Linked DNA regions of Homo sapiens: region 2 is linked to region 1. The links are chromatin loops, found by intact Hi-C in ENCODE. Cell type or tissue: PC-9. All regions are shown on one strand.

The links. Hi-C counts contacts between places; a loop is a spot of excess contacts. Peaks named below come from ENCODE experiments on the same cell type or tissue, not always from the same donor. Only the 100,000 strongest peaks of a DNase experiment are listed, where the experiment ranks them.
Region 2: it touches region 1 in a loop (26-fold over the local background); 5 of 110 quality-filtered maps call a loop at or near these places.

What each region holds. Positions count from the first base shown.
Region 1 is chr17:8,887,165-8,889,664 of GRCh38, forward strand. PIK3R5 (phosphoinositide-3-kinase regulatory subunit 5) reads right to left here. Exons shown (of 19, transcript NM_001142633.3): 9 at 1,975-2,058; 10 at 1,007-1,727; 11 at 357-519; 12 at 1-57. It overlaps LOC124903922 (a long non-coding RNA gene), which reads left to right and starts at 458. Exons shown (of 2, transcript XR_007065613.1): 1 at 458-536. RefSeq lists enhancers at 767-1,575, 1,576-2,384. In PC-9, no CTCF peak of the experiment used is centred here; no DNase peak of the experiment used is centred here.
Region 2 is chr17:9,520,882-9,523,381 of GRCh38, forward strand. The region is part of intron 4 of STX8 (syntaxin 8); the gene reads right to left. Among named protein-coding and RNA genes, the nearest start is that of STX8, 54 kb to the right of the region's middle. In PC-9, a CTCF peak has its summit at 1,349 (motif pointing left); no DNase peak of the experiment used is centred here.

The sequences.
Region 1 (2,500 bases):
GCCGAGGTAGTGGGAGATGTCATTGGTGCTCTCCTCCCATGGGGTGGTGCCCAGCTCCTAGGGCAAAGAACAAGAGTCATCATCCCAGCTCCCCAGGAGGCCTGCCCATCCTAGCTCCAGGGCCTTGGATGGCACCTGCAGCCCCATGCTGAGCTTCTCCCTGCCCTTGGGGAAGTATGACAACTTTCAGTCTTTGTCATATGGCAAAATGTCATGTCCAAGTGCAGGGAGTGAGGGCCAGGCAGGGGGAGGTGCCCTGTCAACACAGGTGCTTGCTTTCCATGACTTCCAATCGGCTTCCTTCAGGTAGCCAGAACTCTACTTTCCCCGACCATTGGCCCAGGCTGGGGACATACTCCAGGGCTGGCGTGCCTAGGGGAGTCTGTCGGGGGTGAGGGCGTCTGGCTCCGAGGGGGTGGACAGGCACCAGGGCTGGTCCCATGACTTCGCTTCACAGGCACGTAGAAGAACTGAAGTTTGAAGAACCGTGTGAGGAGTGGGCGATTGTTCTCCAGCCGCCTGGCAAGAAGAAGATGGTGAGAAGGGGAATGGGCATGGTGGCTCACGCCTGTAATCCCAGCACTTTGGGAGGCTGAGGTGGGTGGATCACCCGAGGCCAGGAGTTCAAGACCAGCCTGGTCAACAGAGGGAAACCCCATCTCTACTAAGACAAAAAAAAAAAAAAAATTAGTCAGGTGTGGTGGTGTGCACCTGTAATCCCAGCTACTCGGGAGGCTGAGGCACAAGAATCGCTTGAACTGGAGAGCCAGAGGTTGCAGTGAGCCGAGATCATGCCACTGCACTCCAGCCCGGGCAACAGAGCAAGACTCTGTCTCAAAATAATAATAATAATAATAATAATAATAATAATAATAATAATAATAAAATAAAAATAAATAAGGGAACTTTTGGTTCCTCTGGGGCCCTAAGCCTCAGGCCCCAGATTCCACCAGCACAACAACCCTGTTACCCAGGGCAGAGGGATGCTCCGCATTACGGCTCTTACCGAAGGTTGCTGTACGCCCGAGCCACCTTCCCTGAAATCCGATCGGAGCCAAAGACCACAACACGTAGCGTGGAAGCCTTGGGATCCTCATCTCCACTCAGGAAGGGGCGGCGGCGCTGGGGGCGTGAAGCAGGGGCCAGAAGCCAGCTGGGCAGCTGGGTACCGAGTTTGGGCTGGGGCAGGGAGCGGGAGCGCTGGGCCCGGGAAGGGGGTGATACTGGTTCGTCCAGGGGGCTGCAGAGGCTCCCTGCCCGCCTCAGGGGCAGGGCCGTGTCCGAGCTGCCCTCCAGGCTCCGAGAGTCCCTCCGCAGTACCAGCTGGCTGGTGCTCTTGAAGAGTTTATAGATCCTGATGAACTTCTGCCCAGGCCTGCGGTGGCCTCGGCGTTCCTGGCTGCCACGCCTCCAAGGCCACTCGGAGGAGCTCTCCTCGCTGTCCTCCACGTAGCCGCTGTCCATGCCATCAGAGAGGCCTGAGACAAAGGAAGTCAGCAGATGGCGCGAGAGGGCCGGCCCCGAGGCCTGGGAGGATGCAAGGGACAAGGTGGAGTCATGGGACGCCAAAGAGCTGGTGGAGAGCAGGGAATCTCTCTCGGCACAGTGCCCGTCAGTTTCCAAGTCCTCCTCCACCTCCTCCTCCTCCTCTTCCTCCTCTTCATCATCTCCCAGGATCCCTGGCTGGAGTAGCTCCTGTTCCTTGAGCAGGATTTCCTGCAGGATGTCTGCAGGGAAGCAAGGCCAGCACTGTCTGGGCGTCTGGGCCCCGGATCCCCTTCTATATTCCCTTTGGAGGGGAGACAGCAGGACTCAGGGCCAGCCCAGGACTCCTAGCACTGCCCCCTTGCTCTGCTTAGAGCCTGCTCATGTGGGAGAGCTTTGGGGACGGGGTGGGAGCTGCATGGACCCAGGACCAGAAACACAGCTCAGGCAGTGTGGGGCATGGGTGTCACCAGGGCCCCGGCTCCTTACCAAAGCTGTCCTGGCTCCAGCTGTAGGTGTAGCACCTGGCGACAGGGATGGGGATGGTGTGGAGCTTCCCTGGTTTTGCAGTGTCTGTAAGAACAGGGAGGATAGGAGAAGAGGGCTGGGAAGAGGCCTTGGAGATTGGCCAGTCCAGTCCCCTTGCCTTGGAGAAGAGACCAGAGATGGGACAGGATCGGCACAAGGATATGTAGCTGGATAGGCTGAGGCTGAGTTACAGCCAGGGTGCCAGGCTCCAAGCCAGAGGCCCTTCTTTCAAGCACACCATGTAGATGGCATGCCCTTTATGAGCTGTGCGAATGTGGCCAAACCACAACCTCTGAGCCTCATTTTACAATGTGCCCATGGGAGAATAATAGTACTAGCCCAGAAGGTTTTTATGAGGAATATTGTAACAGGGAATGCTAATGGTTCCTCAAAGTCTGTGCTCCCTTCTATGGTACTGGAGTCATAGAGACGATGTTTCCCAGGCTCCTTTGGGGCAAGATGTGGCCACGTGACCAAGGCGGGCTCA
Region 2 (2,500 bases), 630 kb after region 1:
CTGGAAAAAATATCAGTGTTTGGGCATTCACAGACCACAGGGAGGTTTGCAGTTAGGATGAGGGAAGATATTTCTGGGGTGTGAGTGAGCTGAGTCTGCAAAGCTTCGTAACTAGACTTGCCTATAGATTTGAAAACACTCCTATGATATAAAAGGGTAATTCCTTTTTCAGAACTTTTTTTGGTAGTTCCTTTCTGTGAATATAAAGATGCACAGAGGCTCAAATTTCAATTAGAAATAGATTCTTTGACAGAAATTCTTTAGAGACGAAGTCTGGCAACAATACGCAGACTGGATTACACGGAAGAGAGGCTGCAGTCAGAGAGGCAGGCCAAAAGGCCAGTGTGGTAATTTAGGTGGGAGGTAACAGGAGTCTGGACAAGGGAAGTGACAAGAGGGAACAGAGAGAAAGGGACAATTAACATAGTGGCTCAAGGGAAATTCCACAAGTGTTGATGAATAGACTGGATATAGGGAATAAAGATTGCCAAACCTATGTGACTTGAAGAAATTGACACGACTTCAGGAAAAGGAAATTTTTTCATTACCTTTCAATTTTCAACACAGCACTTAATAACAATCCCAGAGTTAAACTGGTCCTTCAAGAGATCATGATTATGTAGGAATATCTGTAGCCATATTTACTAAACTGTTAACATCTTTCAGTCCAATACTCTGTCCTACTCTTTTCTGTATCCCATCCACCCTTCCATCCATCCATCCATCTGACAAACACTGAATATCTTCTATGTATCAGGCACTAATCTAGTGACTTGTAAGTGAACAAGAGAGACATAAATACCTGACCTCATGGAGCTAATACTCAAGGGACAATAAATGCCTAACATTGTGCCGACTGCAAAGTTGATACTCAAAATATTTTTTGTTCAAATTGAATAATCTCCATTGAGTATTAGTCCAGAACAAATAAGAATCAGAACAAGGAAAATATCTTCCTTACATAATATCCAAGGAAATTTCACTATAGCACCTTTAAAATCTATTACAATCAAATATTGTTCTAATTTAAAAGCAATCCTATTTTTTCCTATTCATTGCTTGCCAAATTTACCAATAAAAAGTTTTAACACTAAATGAAAACCTTGATGAAACAGTTCACAGAAGAATAGAAATACAGGGTAGAAAAGGCCATCATTTTTTTGGGTCTCCAACTCAAATTTCAAAACCCCAGGGCACTGCTCCTGAGAGTCACACAGGCCATCTTAAGCAAAAAACAAAACCAAAAGGAACACTTCTGTACCTTAAATGTTTGCAAATCATGGTACCTTAAAAGTAGAAGAGGGGCAAAAAGGGGTGATACACAAAAAACAAGAATTCCAAGTAAAAGATGAATGAGCTGCTCTACCATATTTATGGTGACTGAGAGCCATCTGCTGGTTACAGTTTAGTTACAACAGTCCAGGAGGGCCAACTATTGCAGGCAGCTTCTCTATTACATGATGCATGCAACATGCTTAGAAACACAATGCACTGGTTCTCACTCCTGTGAGGAAGCTTAAAAAAGTTTCCTATCGGCCGGGCACGGTGGCTCACGCCTATAATCCCAGCACTTTGGGAGGCTGAGGCAGGTGGATCACGAGGTCAGGAGATAGAGACCATCCAGGCTAACACGGTGAAACTCCGTCTCTACTAAAAATCCAAAAAAAAAAAAAAAAAAAAAATTATCTGGGCATGTGGCGGGTGCCTGTAGTCCCAGCTACTCAGGAGGCTGAGGCAGGAGAATGGCGTGAACCCAGGAGGCGGAGCTTGCAGTGAGCCGAGATCGCGCCACTGCACTCCAGCCTGGGCGAAAGAGCGAGACTCCATCTCAAAAAAAAAAAGTTGATATCATACAAGCAGTGAGTAGGATAGTGGTTACCAGAGGCTGGGAAGGGCAAGAGGTTGGGGGAAGGAAAGGTTGGTTAAGGGAGACAGGGAACAGCTGGATGGCAGAAGTGAGTTCTGGTGTTCTGTGGCATACTAAGGTGAATACAGCAAATGATAATTTACAGTTTTTTGAATAGCTAGAAGAGAGGATTATGAATGTTATCAACACAAAGAAATGATACAGGTTTGAGGTTATGGGTATGCTAATTACCCTGATTTGATCATTACACATTATATACATGTATCAAAATATCACACTGTAAGCCAGGCTCGGTGGCTCTCACCTGTAATCCCAGCACTTTGGGAGGCCGAGGCAGGTGGATCACAAGGTCAAGAGATCGAGACCATCCTGGCTAACACAGTGAAACCCCATCTCTACTAAAAATACAAAAAATTAGCCAGGCATGGTGGCATGTGCCTGTAGTCCCAGCTACTTGGGAGGCTGAGGCAGGAGAATCACTCGAACCCAGGAGGCAGAGGTTGCAGTGAGCCGAGATTGCACCACTGCACTCCAGCCTGGGCAACAGAGCGAGACTCCATCTCAAAAAAAAAAAAAAAAATCACACTGTACCCCATAAATATGTACACTTATATGTCAATTAAATATATATGT